Linked DNA regions of Homo sapiens: regions 2 and 3 are each linked to region 1. Evidence: read pairs that join two places in POLR2A ChIA-PET (ENCODE). Cell type or tissue: GM12878. All regions are shown on one strand.

Region 1 (8,000 bases):
ATCAGAAGCTTCGAAAGATAAACTTCAACTTTGGTCTAGAAAGCCAATATAAACAGGGTCTCACTATGGTGTGAATAGAAGGGGAGTATGGCCTCTACTCCTTTAATTTTTCCTGTGCTCTTCTCCTCTTACCACCAACCCCAGTCAATTAGAGCCCTGGCCTCTGATAAAAATAGCTGATGGGCCAGGCGCGGTAGCTCACACCTGTAATCCCAGCACTTTGGGAGGCCGAGGCAGGTGGATCATAAGGTCAGGAGGTGGAGACCAGCCTGGCCAAAACAGTGAAACCCCGTCTCTACTAAAAATACAAAAATCAGCTGGGTGTGGTGGTGTGTGCCTGTAAATAAATAAAAAATAAATAAATAAATAAAATAAAAACAACTGCAAGTCATTCTGGAAGTAAAAAATAAAAAACACAAGGCTGGGCATGGTGGCTCACACCTGTAATCCCAGCACTTTGGGAGGCGGACGTGGGCAGACTGCTTGAGGCCATATGTTCAAGACAAGCCTGGCCAACAGGGCGAAACCCCATCTCTACTACAAATACAAAAATTAGCCAGGCGTCATGGTGTGTGCCTGTAATCCCAGCTACTTGGGAGGCTGAGGTACTAGAATCGCTTGAACCTGGGAGGCAGAGGTTGCAGTGAGCTGAGATCACACCACTGCACTCCAGCCTGGGTGACAGAGTGAGAGTCTGCCTCCAAAAAAAAAAAAAAAAAGACAAGACCTAAAAATCAGCTCCTGCTAATGAGGTCTATTTCAATTAGACTCTCCTCCTGAAATGAATGTTTGGAGAAAGGATGGGTTAGGAAATAATTTTTGTTAACTTTTGAGGCCAGACTCTGTGGCTCACACCTGTGATCCTACCACTTTGTGAGGCCGAGGCAGGCTGATCACCTAAGGTCAGGAGTTCAAGACCAGCTGGCCAACATGGTGAAACGCCACCTCTACTAAAAATACAAAAATTAGCCAGGCGTGGTGGTGTGCGCCTGTAGTCCCAGCTACTCAGGAGGCTGAGGCAGGAGAATTGCTTGACCCTGGGAGGTGGAGGCTGCAGTGAGCCGAGATCACACCACTGCACTCCAGCCTGAGTGATGGAGTGAGACTCTGTCTCAAAAAAAATTTTTATTTTTCATTTTTGAAAGGCATTTTATTATCCTTTGTTCAGGTCTATAGAGGAAGAATCAAAGTTGGTGTCATATGTAATAGTTTAAAAATAAATTAAGTTGGCCAGGCATGGTTGCTCACGCCTGTAATCCCAGCACTTTCAGAGGCCAAGGCGAGTGGATCACCTGAGGTCCGAAATTCGAAACCAGCCTGGCCAAGATGGTGAAACCCCTTCTCTACTAAAAATACAAAAAATTAGCCAGGTGTGGTGGTGCGTGCCCGTAATCCCAGCTACTCGGGAGGCTGAGGCAGAGGAATCACTTGAACCTGGGAGGCAGAAGTTGCTGTGAGCCGAGATTGTGCCATTACACTCCAGCCTGGGTAACAATAGTGAAACTCTGTCTCAAAAAATAAATAAATTAATTAAGCTGTTCTAATCACCTATCCGGAATCATTTTCTTTTGGGACTATCACTGGAACTTTTTCCCGTGCTCATGAGTAATTCAGGAAGGCACATCGGAAGAGTGGGAGAAGTTGGGCTCCAATGTAAGTCTGGGGTCCTATCCTGATCTGTGTGTCTTTGTGAAAGTTAATTAACCTCTCTGAGGCAACATTATTTCACTTGAAAATGGGAATAACCATATTTAACCTCACATAGTATGAAGGTTAAACAAGAAATTATATATAAAAACTTGGTAGTGTCCAGCACAGAGCATGCTCTTGGAAAAATGTGAGTTTTCTCCACCTTCTCGTTGGCACTGTTAACTCAAAAAGTCTTGCCCGGGACTCCTAATGACTAGCTCCTTTGACTCTGCAGGTAACAGTCCTTCATAACCCCAGAAGAACAGCTGGCTGGGTAGTAGTCCCTACAGAGCAACTTTAGGGGATGCTGAGAATATAGGCACATAGAACCCACTGGATGCCACAACCCCCAAAGCAGGTCAGAATTAATTTCCAAAGGAGTCCATTGACTTCCATGCTATAAAGGAATCCAAGTCACATACTTATTGTAACTCTCACAAATAAAAAAATTCATTATTATTATTATTTTTTTAAGACGGTGTCTCGCTCTGTCGCTCAGGCTGGAATGCAATGGCCCAATCTTGGCTCACTGTAAGCTCCACCACCTGGGTTCACGCCATTCTCCTGTCTCAGCCTCCGAGTAGCTGGGACTACAGGCGCCTGCCACCACACCCAGCTAATTTTTTGTATTTTTAGTACAGACTGGGTTTCACTGTGTTAGCCAGGATGATCTCAAACTTCTGACCTTGTGATCTGCCCGCCTCGGCCTCCCAAAGTGCTGGGATTACAGGTGTGAGCCACCGCGCCTGGCCATTATTATTTTTTTGGGGGTGGGGGGACCGAGTTTCGCTCCTTACCCAGGCTGGAGTGTAATGGCGTGATCTCAGCTCACTGCAACCTCTGCCTCCAGGGTTCAAGTGATCACACCCAGCTAATTTCTTTTATTTTTAGTAGAGACAGGTTTTCACCATGTTGGCCAGGCTGGTCTCAAACTTCTGACCAGTTAATTTTTAGTAGAGATGGGGTTTTACCAGGTTGGCCAGGCTGGTCTCAAACTCCTGACCTCAGGTGATCCACCTGCCTGCCTCAGCCTCCCAAAGTGCTGGGATTACAGGTGTGAGCCACAGTGGTCGGCAAAAAATTTCATTACTAAAAAACACGTGTCAATTCCCTTTTTTTCCCTATACCAACAAATGTAGTACATGGGGCTGTGCTAGGTCCAAAACAAAACAAAACAAAACAAAACAAAAAAAACCTCCCAAGCAGATCTCTTAAAACACTATTCTGGCTGGGCGCGGTGGCTCACGCCTGTAATCCCAGCACTCTGGGAGGCCGAGGCAGGCGGATCACCAGGTCAGGAGCTGGAGACCAGCCTGGCCAATATGGTGAAACCCCATCTCTACTAAAAATATAAAAATTAGCCAGGCATGGTGGTACACGCCTGTAGTCCCAGCTACTTGGGAGGCTGAGACAGAATGGCTTGAACCCGGGAGGCGGAGGTTGCAGTAAGCTGAGATTGCACCACTGCACTACAGCCTAGGTGACAGAGGAAGACTCTGTCTCAAAAAAAAAAAAAAACAAAAAAACCAACCAACCAAACAAACAAAAACAATAGTCTACACCCCAGAGCCAGGCCCATCTGGCCTTACCTGTTCAAAGCCGGGCTCATTGTGATAGGGGTTCTCAGTCATCAGGGACTGGATAGAGATGAGCACTGAGGAGATGCTCTGGGCTGGGCTCCAGGCAGGTCCAGTCCATGTACTGTAAACACATCAGAAGGAATGGAGGGTGAGGCAGAGAAAGAATAGGGAACAAGTACCCTGGGGCCCGGCAACACCACCATAAGTGACTCACCATAAGTTTCTCTTTCACTATTAATACTCTGGAATTTCCCAGCCTCTGTCTCATGCTCATGTTCTGATTTCACCAGAAATCAGTCAATTGCCTAATCCTCAAATCAAGGGGGGGGGGCAAAAGAACAGGTAATAGCAAGCTATGTAACTTTGAAGGGATTTTCTTTGTACTAGAAACAGTTACGACAATCAAAACAAAAGAAATTAGGTAAGCAATTAGCTCCAAAGTTGTCTAAATGTTAATCTCCGTGGATCTCAAAGAGCTTGTTTATGGGTGGTGATGGAGTTAGTGAGGGGAGAGGGAAGTTGAGCATAAAGGGACACAGGTGACTGAAGCCATCTGGTTAGAGGCCATGTGGTGGGGCTATTGGGGATCCAGTTCTGTATCAAACCCCCAAGGAGTGTCAAATTCTCTTAAGACTACACAACTCTTCCAAAGAACAGGAAGAGAATAAGGGGTGCTTCCAGACAGTGGAAGGTCTGAAAATAATATATGGAAAACGTCAAATACCAAAATTGCTCCTCTCTTTCATAAACCCAACCAAGTATTAGGGGGAGGGGACAGCTTGGATGTTAATGACATTTATTTTTAGCTCAATTAATTGAAGAGATGGCACCGGAGCTGGAAGCCGAACACAACCTAAGCCAGGACTGGCTTGTTCAAGTTGACTGCCTGCTTCTGTTTCCCTGCTGTACTTGAGGAAAGCCCAAGTCAGTAATGCCTAATAGTAACTTCACTGGGGACTGCTCTTAAGTGCCTCTATCTTTTCAGCTTTGCTCCCCCAGGAACTCTAGACCTACTGCTCTCTGAAGCTTTACAACAGAGTCAACTCTCGTTAAATTTCTTTTGTCAGTAAGTCAGCCCAACATTGTTTTCTAGGTAAAGAGGAAAAAAAAAACATGGCTGATAAAGCTAATACAGTCAACTAGGAACACCTAAGAATTTTCTTTTCTTTCTTTTTTGAGACAAAGTCTCCCTCTGTCACCCAGGCTGGAGTGCAGTGGCGTGATCTTGGCTCACTGCAACCTCTGCCTCCCAGGTTCAAGCAATTCTTGTGCCTCAGCCTCCCGAGTAGCTGGGACTAGAGGCATGCGCCACCATGCCTGGCTAATTTTTGTATTTTTAGTAGAGACGGGGTTTCGCCAGGCTAGGCTGGTCTCGAACTCCTGACCTCAGGTGATCCACCCGCCTCGGCCTCCCAAAGTGCTGGGATTACAGGTGTGAGCCACCGCACCCGGCTGAAATTTTCTACTCTGTGATTCTTTATGGCAAATTTTCAATTTCAGGGCAGCTTCTCCTTTTCTACCTAACACACTTCTACTACTTTTACCCCACTGTCCTGTGGCTGGTATCTCAAAAGAGTTTTATATTGACCCAATGAGGGAGAGCCTACTTTGAGACACGCTTTCGCGAACAAATTTCATACAGAAGCAACGACTAAATTTCTTTATCATCATGGGTTTTAGCCTACCAGCAAAGACAATTAATTAAGTACCCTAACGAGATGAAGTACTTCTTTAAGGACAACCTCCTTTAAAAGACTTCTTCACTGCCAAAATCACAGCAGAACATATCCCTGGGTCTGAGCAAGTCCTAGAAAAATGAATCATGTCTCTAAGTTTATTTCAAATGCTGCTCTTCCCTCACACAAACCTGGAAACATGTTGGATAGCAGGAAAACAGAATAATCAGTTTGGGGGTACTTTCTCAACTTCAACCTGCACGTGTTCTCTGTCCCAGAGAAGTTCAGACCACTATAAAAACACCAATCCAAAATATGCGAGAAGATGTCCACACTGAGTTTTCAGCCCCCAAAGGCAACTAAAATGGGAACTCTATGAAGCAAAACCTCAGAAGCATCCAGAAAGAAGATGCACTAGAAACTCATTTCATATCTAATGTGATTTCCAATCTCAGACATTTGTCATTATTAAAATATTATAATCAGGTCAGGCATGGAGGCTCATGCCTGTAACCCCAGTGCTTTGGGAGCCACAAGAGGACGACTGCTTGAGGACAAGAATTCAAGACCAGCCTGGGCAACATAGTGAGATACCTGCCTCTACCAACAAAACAAAACAAAACAAAAACAAACAAAACAAAACAAAAATGAAACCATAATGATCACCACCACCACCACCGCCACTGCCTTCAAAGCAACTTATTGCAAGACTCAAATTAAGACACCCCAAATCTTGAATGGCACAGACCTGCAGCCTTTCTCAACCTGTTCAGGAGAGAAAATAAGGCCTTAACACCCCAAGAGAGTGGTTCTGAAACTGCAGTATGCACCACAATCATCTGGAGAGCTTGTAAAAAACAGATTTCTGGGCCGGGCACGGTGGCTCATGCCTCTAATCCCAGCACTTTGGGAGGCCAAGGTGAGTGGATGATGAGGTCAAGAGATCGAGACCATCCTGGCCAACATGGTGAAACTCCGTCTCTACTAAAGATACAAAAATTAGCTAGGTGTGGTGGTGCACGCCTGTAGCCCCAGCTACTTGGGAGACTGAGGCAGGAGAATCGCTTGAATCTGGGAGGCAGAGGTTGCAGTGAGCCAAGATCGTGCCACTGCACTCCAGCCTGGCGACAGAGCAAGACTCCGTCTCAAAACAAACAAAAAACAACAACCAAAAAAACCAGATTTTTGGCCCCAACCCCAGAGTTTCTTTTGTAGGTCTAAGATAGGGCCCCAGAAACTGCTCGGCTACAAGTTCCCAGATGCTCAGGGCCACACTCTTAAGAGAACCACTTCTCAAAGGTTACCACTGTAATAAATTAACTTCTCCCCTCTGCATCTAGAATGATACTAGTCACATACCATCCTGAGGAGATTTGAGAAGAGTCACTCAATCATTTTCTGTGTTCTGTAGTTCAGATGAGGGACTCCGGTTGATAAAGGCTGACCTAGAGTAATTATCTGCTAACAACCGACTTGGCTACTTAAAAGTCTCCTCTTACCCTAGAATACTCAAGCAGACTTTCCCATTGCGGTAGAAGTTGGGGTTAAACCTCACTGTGTTATTGCCCGTTGTCATCAGTTTGACCCGAGGTGGGTGGATGGGATAGTCGGGCGGACACCGAAACACGAACAGGAAGAAACCCCCTTCATAAGGAGTGTCAAATGGGCCTGTGATCAATGCATGAATCTGCAAAATAAAACCCCATCTCAAAATTGTGAGGTGATGACCCACCCCAAGCCCTCCTGGCTACCCTCCACCTACTACCCACACCAGAAGCAGAGTCCATAATCTGGTACACATGTTCTATATCCTCACCATGCAGAAGGAACATCCTGTATTCACTCATACTAATACGTAGGTTTGGAATTTTAAGAAATCTCATTACAGTGGAATGACATCTTACTCAGGGGTTACTTCTAAAGTTAGAGCCCAAGGCGAAAACTGAATCTAGTCAAAATCACTCTTGAGTATCCCCTAAAACTCTCTTAAAGCATTTTTTTTTTTTGTGCAGACCTCCCTGATCAGTGTTACATATAATGGATAAAACACCACTGTGGAAAAATATAATATGCTTATCTATAAAATATAACCCTAGCGTTTTTAATTTTGAGAAATCGACACAGATTTTGACTGAATATATGTTTGGATTTGCCCAGGCCAAACATGCATATGATGCAACCCCACCCTACATTTATGTGGCACGAAGGGAAAGTATGATGAAAGGAGACGAAGAAAGGGATTGGAGGCCACAGCCCAGTGCCAGTAACACAGCAGGGTTAGGGGGTGTGATGGATGCCTAGGGTATCTGCTTGCTTCCTCTGCAGAGGATCAAACCTATTGTGGAGGATGTGGCTCAGGCAGCACATCATGACTGAAAATGGGGAAGACTCAGGGTCCACTCAGAGCCATTAGACCAGTCCCAGAACTTTCCCCAATACTGTTTAAAAAAAAAAAAAAAAAAAAAATCAGCCGTCCTGAAAACGACACTAAATTCTCTTCCCCCTCAAGCCATAATTCTTCAACAGGATTTCCCCCCCTGAAGGGAGGAAAACCTGAACTGACTCAGTTATATTTCTTCTTCCACAAAGGCTCCTAGGCATTTAGGTCTGCTAAGCATTTGAACAGCAAAAGGAAAGGGACGTGGCAATCCAATGCCTAAGTCTATAGTTCCCACCTTGCCCTCCTGGCAAGACCCTACGTCATATTCTGGCTCTCAGTCATTTGGAATAGTAAACTCAACTGGTCTCAACATGGCATCAACTCTGGGACCCCAGGTACTAGGCTATTAACACTGGTACTTGACTGAGGACGAGATGTCCTAGGAAAAACATTTCTAACTACATAAAAAAAAAATATGAAGGGAAATCTATTCAAAACAACAAAAAAAGATACACCAACAATACAAAATCTGAATTTTTACTGTAAGAAATTTACTGTAAGAAAACTATGTGTTTCACTTAAACAGCATTAGGTTTAGGAAATATGATTTCTTTCTAACATCAGTTTAAGTGCAACTGCACTTCTGTGGGTAGAGCATTCAGTGACAGAGAAACC
Region 2 (8,000 bases), 250 kb after region 1:
AGTGCAGTGGCATGATCTCGGCTCACTGCAACCTCTGCTTCCCAAGTAGCTGGGACCACAGACATGAGCCACCATGCCCAGCTAATTTTTGTATTTTTCTCTAGTACTCTTTAAAAGAATATAACAATGTCTTGCACCCAACAACCCAAAATACACAATATTCAGCATCCAATAAAAAATTGCCAGGTAGTCAAATAAATAGGAAAAAATTACCCATAACCAGTAGATAACTAAAGCAATAGAAACAGACCACAATATTCAGAGATGATGAAATTAGTAGGTGAGGACCTTAAAATAGCCATTATAAATCTCATAAATTATGCCCAAGGATATAAAGAAAAACATAAATATGATGAAGAGAGAAAAGAAATATATTTTTAAAGGACCCAAAATGGAACTTCAAGAGATGAAAAGTTTATGATCTAAAAATGAAAGATGCACAGGAGGAATTAACAGCAGATTATACACTGCAGAAGCACTGCATAAGAAAAGATTGGTGAACTTGAAAATATAGCAATAAAAACTATTGAAAATAAAGCACAGAAAATCCACAAAAATAACAGAGCACCAATGTCTTATAAGATAATATCAAAACCAAGACACATCATAATCAAATTATTGAAAAGGTTGGCTGGGCGTGTGGCTCATGCCTGTAATCCCAGCATTTTGGGAGGCCGAAGTAGGTGGATCACTTGAGAACAGGAATTCAAGAGCAGAGCAGCCCGGCCAACATAGCAAAACCTTGTCTCTACTAAAAATACAAAAAGTAGTCAGGCGTAGTGGTGCACGCCTGCAGTCCCAGCTACTGGGGAGGCTGAGGCAGGAGAATTGCTTGAACCTGGGAGGCGGAGGTTGAAGTGAGCTAAGATTGCACCACTGCACTGCACTCCAGCTTGGGCAACAGAGTGAGACTCTGTCTAAAAAAAATAAGTAAGTAAAAATAAATAAAATAGGCTGGGCATGGTAGCCCATGCCTCTAATTTCAGCACTGTAGGAGGCCGAGGCAGGCGGATTACATCAGGTCAGGAGTTTGAGACCAGCCTGGCCAACATGGCAAAACCCCATCTCCATTAAAAATACAAAAATTAGGCTGGGTGAGGTGGCTCACGCCTGTAATGCCAGCACTTTGGGAGGCTGAGGTGGGTGGATCATTTGAGGTCAGGAGTTCGAGACCAGCTTGGCCAACATAGTGAAACCCCTTCTCTACTAAAAATACACAGATTAGCCGGGCGTGGTGGCGCAGGTGCCTATAATCCCACCTACTCGGGAAGCTAAGGCTGGAGAATCGCTTGAACCGTGGAGGTTGCAGTGAGCTGAGATTGCACCATTGCACTCCAATCTGGGTGACAAGAATGAAACTCTGTCTAAAAAAAAAATACAAAAATTACCCAAGCATGGTGGCACATGCCTGTAATCCCAGCTACTCGGGAGGCTGAGACAGGAAAATTGCTTGAACTCAGGAGGTGGAGGTTGCAGTGAGCCAAGATCACACCACTGCACTCCAGCCTGGGCAACAGAATGAGATTCCATCTAAAAATAAATAAATAAATAAATAAATAAATAAATAGAAAAATTAATAAGGAAAATCTTAGAGTACCTAGAGAAAAATGAACACATTACCTAGAAGGGCAAAGAAGACAAATACAGTGGACTTCTTGTCACAAACTATGTACACCGGAAGATAATGGAATAACATCTTTAAAGTACTAAAATAAAAACTATTAACTTAAAATTTTTTCCATCTTTAAACTATGAACATGAGACACCTATTAGCATCCTGTACCTCATAATGTCATGAACTGAGACAGGTAAACATCACTTCTGTGGTTTTCATGCCAAAATGTATGCTTACGTTTAGTCATGAGAGACATGAAACTCAAATTGAGACGAGTTTTACAAAATAATTGACCAGTGTAATAAATTAGTTGATTCCATGATGTTCAACTGCTGAGTTTTCAAGCCCCCACCCCCACTCCTCCTTTCCCTTTTATCCAAAACCTGGGCAAGCCAATAATAAAGGCAGAAGCTGGGCGTGGTGGCTCACGCCTATAATCCCAGCACTTTGGGAGGCCAAGGTTGACGGATCACTTGAGGCCTGGAGTTTGAGACCAGCTTGGCCAACATGGCAAAACCCTATCTCTACTGAAAATACAAAATTAGCTGGGCATGGTGGCGCATGCCAGTAATCCCAGCAACTTGGGAGGCTGAGGCACGAGAATTGCTTGAATTTGGGAGGCAGAGGTTGCAATGAACCGAGATTGCACCACTGCACTCCAGCCTGGGCAGCAGGGTGAGACTCTGTCTCCAAAATAATAATAATGATAAGAATAATAATGCCAGGGTACTCTCCTCCCTTAATGCCAGGGTACTCTCCTCCCTTGCACCAGTAGGGAAATTCAAACCACAAAACCCTGGCCTGTGCATCAGAACTCTCACCCCAGCTTTACTCCCTAACAGTAAAACCCAGGGCCACTTGCATCTCCTTGTTCTCAAGCTGTTTTTAGGCCTTCTTAAGAGCCTGCCCTGTTCTGCACAGAAAACCTCATTACACGAGTAATAAGCTTTTTCAAACCCTCTGTATGTGTGTATGTGGCATCACCAATCTTGATGTCTAAACCAAATCTGGGGTAGAGATTTGATCCCTTCCTCTGTGGGGCAATCACAAGACAACTGGCACAGGGAACAGCGTACCTTAGATGATAGCCACCCACCATCAGGGGTCTCTCTCCTCTCACTTTGGCTTGCTATTGATTCTGCTGCCTATTGGCAAGCTTACACTTCGAGCTGTGCTGCTTTGTTCCACATTTGCTGAGGACTACTAAATCTCTGTTACAGATGTAACTGACCTGAATTGAAAGTTTCTATAATTGGCATTTTGAGACAGAAATATGAAATTGAGGATGTCCTTAAAGTGGCCCTAAAATGTGAGCCCCGTCTGGACCTATCTGTGCATCTTAGATTGAATTGTATGTCTTGATTCTGGCATAAACCATCGCCGATCCTAGGCTCAAGGGCATGACACTTATTATTTTGTGACTGTTGGTTGTATGTCCCAACCAGGCATTAGCCTATGTTCTATAGAGTGTGCAGGAGAAAGGCTGATACTCTGTGCAACATACAGGGCCATCTGGTGGTTGCTCCGGTGAGGAAGCGCAGTCACCAGGATTAAAGATAAAAACACTCAATAGCACTCCATGCCATGAACCCTTATAAAAACTAGGCCAGAATGCCTTACTCCATCTCTCTTAAAGGGTCAGAGGACACCACCATCACCCTACCAGATAACTATAAAACAGACCCAGAAAGAAGCTGGGTTTGATTAAGTGCTGCACCTTATCAAACTGTCAAGGGATTCATTCAAATCCAACTCAAGGCTGGGTGCAGTGGTTCATGCCTGTAATCTTAATGCTTTGGGAGGCTGAGGTGGGAGAATTGCTGGAGTCTAGGAGTTCAAGATCAGCCTGGGAAACATAGTAAGACCTCGTCTAGGCCGGGCATGGTGGCTCATGCCTGTAATCCCAGCACTTTGGGAGGCCGAGGCGGGCGGATCACGAGGTCAAGAGATTGAGACCATGCTGGCCAACATGGTGAAACCTCATCTCTACTAAAAACATAAAAATTAGCTGAGTGTGGTGGTGCGTGCCTGTAGTCCCAGCTACTCGAGAGGCTGAGGCAGGAGAATCGCTTGAACCTGGGAGATGGAGGTTGCAGTGAGCTGAGATTGCGCCACTGTACTCCAGCCTGGCAACAGAGCGTGACTCTGTCAAAAAAACAAACAAACAAATAAAACCTCATCTATACAAAAAATTTTAAAATTAGCCAGGTATGGTGACATGTACCTGTAGTCCCAGCTACTTGGGGGGCTGAGGTGAGAAGATTGCTGGAGTTTGAGGCTGCAGTGAGCCATGATTGTGCCACTGCACTCCAGCCTGGGTGACAGAGTAAGACCTTGTCATTAAAAAAATCCAGGGGTTGGGTGCAGTAGTCATGCCTGTACCTGTAATCCCAACACTTGGGGGGCTGAGGTGGGCAGATCACTTGAGGTCAGCAGTTTGAGACCAGCCTGGCCAACATGGCAAAACCCCATCTCTACCAAAAATACAAAAATTAGCCAGAGGTGGGGGCGTGTAGTCCCAGCTACTGGGGAGGCTGAGGCGTGAGAATCACTTGAACCTAGTAGCAGAGGTTGGACTGAGCTGGGATTGTGCCTCTGCACTCCAGCCTGGGCAACAGAGTAAGACCCTGTCTCAAAAAAAAAAAAAAAAATCCACTAGCCTGGGCACCACAGCAAAACCCCATCTCTACAAAAAATGCAAAAATCAGCTGGGTGTGGTGTTGGGTGCCTATAGTCCCAGCTACTCTGGAGGATGAGGTGGTAGGATCACTTGAGCTGATGAGTTTGAGGCTGCAGTGAGCCAACATCACACCATTGCACTCCAACCTGGGAGACAGAGCGAGACTGCCAAAAAATAAAAAATAAAAAATAAATAAAAATCCAACTTAAGTCTACAGTCCCTAAATCAAATAAAATAACAATTGCCATGAAAGTGGCTGCCATAAGGCCAGGTGCAGTGGCTCACGCCTTGTAATCTCAGCACTTTGGGAGTCCAAGGCAGGCAGATCACGAGGTCAGGAGATCTAGATAATCCTGGCTAACACAGTGAAACCCCGTCTCTACTAAAAGTAAAAAAAATTGGCCTGGCATCGTAGCGGGCCCCTGTAGTCCCACCTACTCGGGAGGCTGAGGCAGGAGAATGGCGTGAACCCGGGAGGCGGAGCTTGCAGTAAGCTGAGATCGCACCACTGCACTCCAGCCTGGGCTACAGAGCGAGACTCCGTCTCAAAAAAAAAAAAAAAAGAAAAAAAAAAGAAAATGGCTGTCATGAAAGTGGCCCCTAACCCTGAGGGTACTGATTTGGGACTCTCCAGAAGAAGAAACGTAAATATGAGCAGAGAAGAGAAGCTCCCTCCCCCTGAAGTACATCCAGTAACTCCCCCCAGACACACACACACACACACACACACACACAACTTAACAGAGGTTCATGATTTAACCCAGTTGCAAATCTTAAATTTACTCTAAAAACTATACAATAAAAAGATATTTAAAGAAGGAAGGGAGGGTCTTGTTGGCTTTTGCACTTGTACAACATAAGTTCTAAATTAACTTTAGGCCAGGCGTGGTGGCTCATGCCTATAATCCCAACACTTTGGGAGGCCAAGGCAGGTGGATTACCTGAGGTCAGGAGTTCGAGACCAGCCTGGCCAATATGGTGAAACTCCATCTCTACTAAAAAATACAAAACTAGGCTGGGCGCGGTGGCTCATGCCTGTAATAAAAGCTCTTTGGGATGCCGAGGCAGGCAGATCACGAGGTCAGGAGATCGAGACCAGCCTGGATAACACACAAAAAAATTAGCCAGGTGTGGTGGCACGCGCCTGTAGTCCCAGCTACTCTGGAGGCTGAGGCAGGAGAATCGCTTGAACCCAGGAGGCAGATGTTGCAGTGAGCCGAGATCATGGCACTGCACTCCAGCCTGGGCGACAGAGCGAGACTCTGTCTCAAAAAAAAAAAAAAAAAAAAAAAAAAAAAGAAAAGAAGAAGAAGAACTATTGATTTGCCTAAATTCCCCATATTCATAGTGCCTGTTGCCCTAAAATATTCCACAATGGACATGTACTCTGGCCTAGTGAGTACTAAACAAAAACAAAATTAAGTTTTTGGCAATTACAACTGGCTTAACAAAATGAGAACCTGAGCCTTTATCATAACCTATTAAAACTGTTCACACAGATAAAACTAGGTATCCTGAGAGTGACTCTGTATAAAAAATAAATAAATAAAATGTACTAGGACCTTTTCGAGACAGGGTCTCACTCTGTGGCCCAGGCTGGAGTGCAGTGGTGCAATCTCAGCTCACTGCAGCTTCCCCTTCCCAGGTTCAGGTGATCCTGCCACCTCAGCCTCCCTAGTAGCTAGGACTACAGGCACACGCCACTTGTTTCGGCTAATTTTTGTATTTTTGTTTGTAGAGATGGGTTTTTTCCCATGTTTTCCAGGCTGGTCTCAAACTCCTGGACTCATGCAATCCACATGCCTCAGCCTCCCAAAGTGCTAGGATTACAGATGTGAGCCACCGCACCTAGCCATAAGCTCAAAACCCATTATATAAGACCTATTTAGAGAAGGGTGATTGTCCCCAGTTTTTCTCCACTCCAAATTGTCCTGGTCTTAAACCTAGAATGAATGAAGGATGCCTGATGGTGGATTACCACAATCATAATGCTGCAGTTCCACTTAAGAGTTCCTGGCACTCCTGAAACCCTTGAAATCTTTAGGCTAATATGTGTCTTTTGCATGCTAATGAAATGATTAGCTGGGAGTGCTAGATAGCTTCAAGATGGGGGCTGATGATCAGAAAGACCAAGGCATTAAAAGTTTGGAACTTTCAGGCTCATCTCAGACCTATGGGGCGGGGAGAGGGCTGGAGATTGAATCAGTCACCAATGGCCAATAATTTAATCAATCATGCCTAGGTAATTAAACCTCCATAAGTCCCTTCTACCCTACAGGGTTCTGTAAACACGTGGAGGTCCCGGGAGAGTGAAGCACTCAGGGCATGGAAACTCTGGGGGTACCCTCCTCCACCCCCGCTCAATACCCTTCCCTGGGCATCTCTTCCATCTGGCTGTTCCTGAATTGCATCCTTTATAATAAGCCAGTAAATGTAAGTAAAGTATTTTCCCGAGTTCTGTGAGCTATTCCAGTAAATTATGGAAACTGAGGAGGGGGTCATGAGAACACCCGATTTTTAACTGGCCAGTCAGAAGTACAGGAGGCCTGGGACTTGTGACTGGTCTCTAAAGATGGGGCAATCTCGTGGGAACTGATGTGAACTCCAGGTAGATAGTGTCAGAATGAAACTGAATTGCTGGACACCCAGTTGGTTTTCAGAGAGTTGGAGAATTGGTTGGTGTATTAGGTCGTTTTCAGGCTGCTGATAAAGATATACCCGAGACTGGGAAGAAAAGAGGTATAATGGACTTACAATTCCAAATGGCTGGGGAGGCCTCACGATCATGGCAGAAGGCAAGGAGGAACAAATCACATCTTACATGGATGGCAGCAGGCAAGAGAAAGAGAGCTTGTGCAGGGAAACTCCCGTTTTTAAAACCATCAGATCTTGTGAGACTTATCCACTATCATGAGAATAGCACAGGAAAGACCCACCCTCATGTTTCAATTACTTCCCACTGGGTTCCTCCCACGACATGTAGGAATTGTGGGAGTTACAATTCAAGATGAGATTTGGGTGGGAACACAGTCAAACCATATCAGTTGGTATAGGGGAAAAAACCCATACATTTAGTGTCAGAAGTGTTGTGAGTAAAAAACAGGCCAGCTTCTATACTACTAAAATTACTGCCTCCCTCCAATCAGCAACTGGCAAATACTTTGCTATCATATATTTGGGCTAATATGTTCTCTTAAGTTCCCGTTTCAGCCAGCTTGTCTTTACCATTGCATGGACACAATATACTAACTACCCATGGGACCCCCAACAGACCTGCCATTGCACACGATCTTTGCAAACAAAAACCTTAACTGCATCCAACTCTCTCCAGAAACACAAGTATGATGTTAGATATATGACATCCTTCTCAGAGGAAATTAATTTTTTAAAAAGACAGGGTCTTGAGGCCGGGCGCGGTGGCTCACGCCTGTAATCCCAGCACTTTGGGAGGCCGAGGTGGGTGGATCATGAGGTCAAGAGATCGAGACCATCCTGGCCAACATGGTGAAACCCCGTCTCTACTAAAAATACAAAAAAAATAGCCGGATGTGGCGGCAGGTGCCTGTAGTCCCAGCTACTCGGGAGGCTGAGGCAGGAGAATGGCATGAACCCAGGAGGCTGAGCTTGCAGTGATCCGAGATCACGCCACTGCACTCCAGCCTGGGCAACAGTGTGAGACTCTGTCTCGAAAAAAAAAAATAAATA
Region 3 (8,000 bases), 1.3 Mb before region 1:
TCAGTTTGGACTAGCCACATCTTAAGTGCTCAGTAGCCACATGGCCTGAGGCTGCTGTACTGGATGGTGCAGCTCTAGGCAGCAGTTCCGTACCAAAGATCATACAAATTTAGGCTTCCACTCCCAATTCACAGGGAGAGATTGAACTTTTTACAAGGTGCAGGTGGAAATGGAGTTCATTTAGCCTGAATCTTAGGGGCCAGGGAGACCCCAGGGACCTCTGGCCTTGTGGGATTGTGTGTGCTTGCATGCAATAATGTGTCCATCCTTGGGAGCTGCCAGAGTGTCCAGTTCCCACAAATTCTCACAACAGCCCCAAGGCGGTTATGATGATCATCTTATGAGTAAACTAACCCTCAGCTGGCTGAGCCAGCTGTTGTGTGGCAGGATCATGATTCCAGTCCTGCTCCGGGGCAGCGTGCAGCAGGGGGCTGAGGCCGGCCCTAGGTGGCGACTTGAGTCACCAGGTCTGGCTGATAGAGAGGTGGTGAGGGAATGTCTGAGCGTCAGGCCACGTGTGGGTGCTGTGTTTAGAAGGAAGGTGGAGGCCACCCACTGGGTAACAGGGGCAATGCCATCATGGGACTGGAGGAGACAGGGGTGGAGCAGAGTGTGCAGCTGGGCCAAGTCTCCCGGTGGAGGTGGCGGTGGGGGCGGCTGCCCTTCTTTGTCCTGGGCTGTGGGGGGTGGAGCTTGACTGCTGGCTGGAATCTTGCACGCCAGGGAGGGGCTGTTGCCCAGTGGGGAGGCGCTAAGTATGTCTGTGCCCTCCCGGCATGCTGCCGGGGGCCTCTGGACGTGTGTGCCCAGGCAGGGCTCAGCGTCTTCTGCAGGCACGCCATCCTCCCAGCTACTTGTCTGGGCCGCTTCCTCTCAGGCCGGCAGCCAGGCTCCCGTGTGCTCTTTGGAGCTGAGCAGAGAGAAAGGCGCTGCCAAGACCCCAAGGCAAAGCCGGGAAGTGAGGAGCTGGCCTTGCACTCTCCCAGCCCTGGCCAGCACAGGAAGAGCACAGGAGGCCCAAGAGCTGCCTGGCTGCAGGGGGCGAGCCCAGAGATGAGGGGTGGGCAGCCTCCTCCTCAAGGGAGCAGGGATCAAGGAGCCACCCCAGGCAGCAGGCTGGCTGCTGGAGCCTCCGGTCTGCGCAACTCCTGGTTTCCTTCAGGAGAAAGAAAGAAATAGCCAAGGAGAAGCCAGAGGCACCCGCTAGTCAAAGAACCCGTTTGGTTATGGCGTGGGCACCTAAAGAGCTAGTCATTCAACAGGCAATTATTAAGCACGTACACTACACCTCAGCCTGCCTCAGCAGATGCTCACGAAACCAGTGTTTGATGAGTTGATTGACTAACTAATGGGTACAGGGAGGCTCAGGAGATAATGGAAGAAGCTTTAGCCATGGCCTTGCTCAACCCCTGTGCCCTGAGAAGGGGAGCAACCTCCTTAAGAACACTGAGCACAGGAACGGTAGCTCACAGCGGTCATCCCAGCTACTCAGGAGGCTGAGGCAAGAGGACCACTTGAGGCCAGGAGTTCGGGACCAGCGTGGGCAATGTAGTGAGACCCTGGCTCTAAAAGAAAGAACGCTGAGCAAACCCAGACACATGGTATCCCTTCATGCCTTCCTTCAGAACATCCTTCCTGAGCACTCACTGTGTGCAGGCACTGCACCTGCTGCAGGCTGAAAGAATCGTATGTTCTAGTGCGGAAGAGGACTCGGAATATGTGAGCCGAGACAGCGCGAATCCTCTCAGAGAGCAGGAAGGCCTCGCAGGGCAGGCAGTGGGACCGCAGTGGGACCACAGCGGGGACAGGGAAGGCCTCTCTGAGGAGGTGCCCTTTGGGCAAAGACAGAACCTGCAGTGAGGGGCTAGTTGTGTGGATGTGGGAGCCAGGGCCTCCCAGCAGAGGAAAAGGAGAAGGAGGCTGGAGTGGTGATGCCAGCCCTTGTCTGTGTTCTCTCGGAGTTGCCACTAGGGGAGGGCCTTGCCAGCTATCCCTCTTTTAGCCGGGCCCCTCTCGGGCTGAGTCCCTGGCCTGTCCTCACGTGGGAGTGGGAGTATATGAGCCTGGACATGGCCAGATGGCAGTGATCGGGGCAGAATCGGCCCCATTTGGTTGTGTCCACCTGGGAAAAACAAGCTCAGGCCTTCTCATGGCCAGCTGAGCTCTTCTGAGCTCGTGTGGGGTCAAGCTGTGCTAGCACCACTCAGTCCAACAAGGGTCCCAGGCTGTGCTGTGTCCTCTGCACCCCTGCCCATCTCTGGAGGAGCTCAGCAAGGCGGGGGGTAGTCCTTGAGCCTAGGGCATTCCGGGACCCGCATTCCAACCTCCCTCTTTCCATATCTTTTTTTTTTTTTTTTTTTTTTTGAGACAGAGTTTTGCTCTGTCACCCAGGCTGGAATGCAGTGGTGTGATCTCGGCTCACTGCAACTCCACCTCCTGGGTTCAAGTGATTCTCCTGCCTCAGCCTCCCGAGTAGCAGGGATTACAGGTACGTGCCACCATGCCTGGCTAATTTTTGTATTTTTAGTAGAGATGGGGTTTCACTATGTTGGCCAGGCTGGTCTCGAACTACTGACCTCAAGTGATCTGCCTGTTTTGGCCTCCCAAAGTGCTGGGATTACAGGTGTAAGCCACCACGCCCGGCCTCGCTCTCCATATCTAGATTGGCTTCTCTCCAAACACAACAGACAGAGGGACTCTCCTTCCAGGGAATCTTGAGGTGCCAAAGAAATCTACAGGTAAGGGTCTGGATTTCCTGCTTCCAGAACCCCTCAACCCTGTAGAAGGCAGGGTGGAGGCAGAAGTGCCAGGGTCAAATTCAAGCTTTGCCACTTGCTTGTTCTGTAGCCTTGGGTAAGTCACTGACTCTCCCTTGGTCTCTGTTTCCTTGTCTGTGAAATGGGGATAGTGATCCAGGCATACCTCACTACCAGGTTCGTGGGAGGGCTACAGATAGCAGGTCCTTCCCTCTTTCTTCCAGAGAATTTGAGAAAACAGCAAAATGCCAAGAGTCCAAAGGGCAGGCCGGCAGGCACTGGCTGCCTATGGGGCCTCCCAGAAAGCACAAAGGGAAACAGAGCCAGTGAGGACGGGAGAGGCTGCCAGCAGCAATTGGTGAGCAGAGCAGCAGATATTTATTCTGAATGTCCTTACTCCACACACTCTCACCCCACCCCACCCCCTCTCCCTGCTTGTTTAGAGCCTGGGTTCCAGGAGGGCCAGGAGCTGGAATCAGCAGGTGGGATGTGCCACTCGTGGTGTGGACAGAGAAGGGAGGATGAAGTCAGGGCTGGACCTGGAACCACTGTGGGAAGAGAGAGTGGAGGGCTGAGAGGGCCAGATGCTGGTTCTCCTGACTTCCCCACCCTGACACTCCAACTGCGAGTGCTTGGCATTGGGGTCATAGCCCTGGCACTGGTGAGGACCCCCAGCAGCGGCCTCAGAGGGGCAGACAAGTCTATGTGCCTCTTCCCCTGACCTCTCCCAGACCCCACCATTTGCCCCAGCCTTGTGATAAAGGCCATCTTGTTCCCAGAAATAAGGCTGGCATCACCCACCAGACCTACCTGGCTAGGCTGTCAGTGCTGGTCCAGAATGAGGGGCACCTGGGCGCTGTCCACGCGGGGAGGCAGCCGCTCACCTGTGTGCACATTGAACATGGGCAGGGTGGAGAGTGGCCGGGGCACCTCGCGGCTGGCCGCCATCTGCCGCAGCTCCTCTGTGTTCCCGTGGATGGTGCAGTGGTGGACCATCTGGATGCTGGAGGCACAGGTGGGGAGTCATCAGCTCTGGGAGTCAGCTGCCCTGGAGTACAGCCTGGAACTGCCTCTGAGCCACCCTGCGGTCCTCCCCACCACTTATGTGGGGAGAGACTCAGACACATGATGCAGGGGCAGAAAACAAACAGAAAGCTCTATGGGGCCGGGCGTGGTGGCTCATGCCTATAATCCCAGCACTTTGGGAGGCCAAGGCAGGCAGATCACTTGAGGTCAGGAGTTCGAGACCAGCCTGGCCAACACGGTGAAACCCTGTTTCTACAAAAAATAAAAATAAAAATTAGCCAGGTGTGGTGGTGGGCACCTGTAATCCCAGCTACTCAGGAGGCTGAGGCAGGAGATTCACTTGAACCTGGGAGGCGGAGGTTGCAGTGAGCTGAGATCGCAAGAGACTCCATCTCAAAGTAAAAAAAAGAAGAAAAAAAACAAAAAAAAGAAAGCTCTATGGTGCCTGCTCAGTGCCCAGTGGTCAAGACATAGGCTGTGGGTGTAGACAGCCTGGGTTCAAGGCTGTGTGTCTTGGGCAAGTTGCTTAACCACTCCATGCCTTAGTTTGCTCAACGGCCAAATGGAGATAATAACACCTACCACCAGGCCGGGCGCAGTGGCTCACACCTGTAATCCCAGCACTTCGGGAGGCCGAAGCGGGTGGATCACTTGAGGCCAAGAGTTCAAGGCCAGCCTGACCAACATGGTGAAACCCCATCTCTATTTAAAAAAAAAAACCAAAACCTACCTCCTAGGACTGCTGTGAAGATTGAAAGAGAAAATGTGGCTGAGTGTTTACAACAGTGCCCACCACGTGATAAGCGCTCACAAGATATGGAGACATGAATAGACATCCACAGGGGCCATATTCTTCCAGAAGCCAGTGTTTGCTGAGCTTTATATTATGTTTTTATATTATTTATTTATTTTTAAGAGATGGGGTCTCACTTTGTCGCCAACTTCAGTGCAGTGGCACAATCGTAGCTCACTGCAGCCTCTACCTCCTGGGCTCAAGCGATACTCCTGCCTCAGCCTCCTGAGTAACTGGGACTATAAGTGCAAGCCACCATGCTCGGCTAATTTAAAATTTTTTTTGTAGAGACAGGTGTCTTACTATGTTGTTCAGGCTGGTCTTGAACTCCTGGCCTCAAGGGACCCTCCTGCCTCTGCCTCCCAAAGTGCTGGGATTACAGGCATGAGCCACTGCACCCAGCCAAGAATTGGTTTTCTTAGAGGAGCTGGGGCCCCAGGCAGGGCTGAAGCGACCCCACTTGCCACTTGGTTACTGATGAGATGAGGGAGGAGAAGTGATCCCCACCCATGTTCAGGTCCCAATTAGTGGACACAGACTCCGGTTAGAGCCTGACAGTTTAGACTGCAGAAAAGACCTAGCTTCACGCTGAATGGGCCATGCTCCTCCTGCGGGGAGGCCAGCAGGAAGAGGTGGAGTCACCATCTAAGGCCAGGGGAGGGTCAAGATGAGCTCTTGAGTCTGGAATTCAGTGAGCTGAGTTGTCCGAAACCCAATTTTCTATTCCCAGGCAAGGGGAGACTGAGGGGAAAGAAAGCAACCAGTGTGTGGATGCTGAGATAGAGACAGCTGGGCAGGTGAGGCCCTGGCAGAGGAAGGCCTCAGTCAGTGGGCCCCCTCCTTATTCCCAGCCCCACATCTGGACCTCATTACTCTGGCAACACACAGGTGGAAAAATGTGCTGGGGATGTTTTTCTAGAGCAAGAGCAGAGGCCAGACCCCGCAGTGGCTTCCCCACGGTCCTTCCACATCAGCACTTGGGCAGACAGACAAACGGCAGGCATTCCTACACACTCAGGCACACGCACAGACACACACACACGTGGCCTAGGTCTCACCCACACCCACTCCACCACCAACACACAGTCCCGAAAGCACTGCCTCTGGCACAGAAATCCCCAGGAGAGGGTCGTGGGGCCTGGAGGACTCTGTGACCGCTGAAATCTGATCTAGGTGAAAAGCAGGCAGCAGAATCATAACTTGTGGATAATCTGAAAAGTGGCAGACATTGAACAAGTGAAAAATTGGATTTTGTAGAAATACATCAACGTGAAATCCAAACCAGCCAAGGCTAACGTTGCACATGGTAAAACGGTTATTGATTTCACATTGACTGAGGCAGCAGATTTTTCTGACAACATCAGAGCTACAGAGTTGACCCGGGGAAGGCTGGATGTGGAGGAAATACTGGTCACAAGAGAATATCCCCAGTGCCAGTAGATGTTAGTGTTTAAATTTGGTTCAGTCCAAAAAAATTGAGGAATAAAATCTTCCTAGTGAAATGTACATGAAAAATCACTGATCCCCATGGGGAAAAATTCTATAAAATTGAAAACAGAAAATAAAAGCAAAGCCTTTTAACTGCTTTGTATAGAAAGTTGCTTGAGGAATTAAGTCAACTTAGCGTAAGTCAACTTAGCGTACATCTCTGTTCACTTTGGAAACTATATTCCCCATAAAAATTCATAAATGTTGGTATAACCCTGATGCCTGCAAAGCTTGTATTCTTCAACCCAGTGGCTCAAAAACCCAGTGGGTCAAGATGGTGGGATCAAAATGGTGAGTTTAAAACTGGGGGCCAGGCCAGGTGCAGTAGCTTTAGTCCCAGCTACTCAGGAAGCTGAGATGGGAGGATCGCTTGAGCCCAGGGAGTCTGAGGTTGCAGTGAGCTATGATTATGCCACTGTGCTCCAGCTTGGGTGACAAAGTGAGACCCTCTCTCTAAAAATTTTTTAAAAAATAAAATCCGCCCAGGCATGTGCACACACACATGCATATGTGCACGCACCGTGCAGGCCCGCTGTCTGGCCCACAAGCGCAGCCCTCCTCCCCAGGACACCTGGCATGTTACATGCCTCCACCATCTGGCATCTCCGGTCCACCCCTCCCCGGAGGAAACAATGGGGCCACTGTGACCCACACAGAATTCTGGTAGCCTCTGAGGTCACCACAGAGATAACCTCACCAACCCCTGCACCAAGAGCACAAGTCTGTGGAGGCCAGCCGTGGGTGACCGTCCTTGATCCTCTTTCTGGCCACACAGGTAAAGGTGAGGGCCGGAGCTCAAGAGGAAGCCTCAGCGAGGACCAGGAACCGGGACACACCTCAGCCATCCTGTGAGGGGCAGCCCAGTGGAGACTTCCAGCCGCCCTGGAGGTCCTTGCACCCAAGACACTTCACCTACCCCAGGGAGAGAAGCAGAAAGGCACTTCGCCACTGTCTCCATCAGTGCTGTTGAACTCAAATACTGCCATGGGTGGAGGCCAGCAGGGCAGCGTGTCCCTAGCAAGACAGCGACTGGGCAACGCACCTGTGCCAAACCCTGCCAGAAGCCCAGCACGTCCAAGGTGATCCTGAGGGCTGTGGCGGACAAGGGGACCTGCAAGTATGTGTCCCTGGCCACCCTGAAGAAGGCTGTTTCCACCACGGGCTACGACATGGCCCGAAATGCCTATCACTTCAAGCGTGTGCTCAAGGGGCTGGTGGACAAGGGCTCAGCAGGTGACCGGCAGGGGGGCCTCAGGCTCCTTCACCCTGGGCAAGAAGCAGGCCTCCAAGTCCAAGCTCAAGGTCAAGAGGCAACGACAGCAGAGGTGGCGCTCTGGGCAGCGCCCCTTTGGACAGCACAGGTCACTACTGGGCTCCAAACAGGGGCACAAGCGGCTTATCAAGGGGGTTCGAAGGGTGGCCAAGTGCCACTGCAATTAATGAGGCAGGCCAGGCAAGCAGTCAGGGGTGCCAAGACCGCCATTGGCTCAGTGCAGTGGGAATAAAAGGAACATAACTTATTTCACATCTGCCTCCTGGAATCTAGGGTTCAGGGTATTGGGAGAGGAAGAGGGCTGGGGGCACATAGGAGGGGTAAGGCCATGAGTAGGGGAAACCAGGCCAAAATAAGAGAGGAAGGATTTGGAAAGGGCTGGCAGAATTGGAAGCACTCATAGACACCAGCTAGTCCAACCTCGTGATCTTGCAGGTGGAGCATCTGAAGCCAGAAAGAAGGGTGACAGAGTAATTGTGTGGCAGAGCCTGGCCTGGACCGCAGGTGTCTGACTCATACTGATACTGGGAGTCTCTTAAGTTGCTTCTCAAGCCCTTTCCCCCAGAGTGGCAGCAGGTCCCATTCCCCTGTGTCACAACAGGCTTTTCTTTTTTGGGGGAAAGAGTTTCACTCTGTCGCCCAGGCTGGAGTGCCGTGGCACGAT

What was found. Peaks named below come from ENCODE experiments on the same cell type or tissue, not always from the same donor. Only the 100,000 strongest peaks of a DNase experiment are listed, where the experiment ranks them.
Region 2: POLR2A ChIA-PET joins it to region 1 with 9 read pairs; 4 of 35 experiments call an interaction of 5 or more read pairs at or near these places.
Region 3: POLR2A ChIA-PET joins it to region 1 with 6 read pairs; 2 of 35 experiments call an interaction of 5 or more read pairs at or near these places.

What each region holds. Positions count from the first base shown.
Region 1 is chr17:48,911,466-48,919,465 of GRCh38, reverse strand. UBE2Z (ubiquitin conjugating enzyme E2 Z) reads right to left here. Exons shown (of 7, transcript NM_023079.5): 3 at 6,445-6,632; 4 at 3,279-3,390. Among named protein-coding and RNA genes, the nearest start is that of UBE2Z, 7.1 kb to the right of the region's middle. RefSeq lists an enhancer at 3,304-3,643. In GM12878, no CTCF peak of the experiment used is centred here; DNase peaks (open chromatin) are centred at 3,485 and 4,167; H3K4me3 peaks cover 4,423 bases; H3K27ac peaks cover 3,533 bases.
Region 2 is chr17:48,658,456-48,666,455 of GRCh38, reverse strand. All of the region lies in intron 3 of LINC02086 (long intergenic non-protein coding RNA 2086), which reads right to left. Among named protein-coding and RNA genes, the nearest start is that of LINC03057, 16 kb to the right of the region's middle. In GM12878, a CTCF peak has its summit at 2,721; no DNase peak of the experiment used is centred here.
Region 3 is chr17:50,171,016-50,179,015 of GRCh38, reverse strand. It overlaps SGCA (sarcoglycan alpha), which reads right to left. Exons shown (of 10, transcript NM_000023.4): 9 at 3,567-3,759; 10 at 3,088-3,304. The coding sequence ends at 3,579. It also overlaps the pseudogene H1-9P. Among named protein-coding and RNA genes, the nearest start is that of SGCA, 9.0 kb to the right of the region's middle. RefSeq lists enhancers at 2,974-3,268, 3,562-4,163. In GM12878, a CTCF peak has its summit at 448 (motif pointing right); a DNase peak (open chromatin) is centred at 7,815.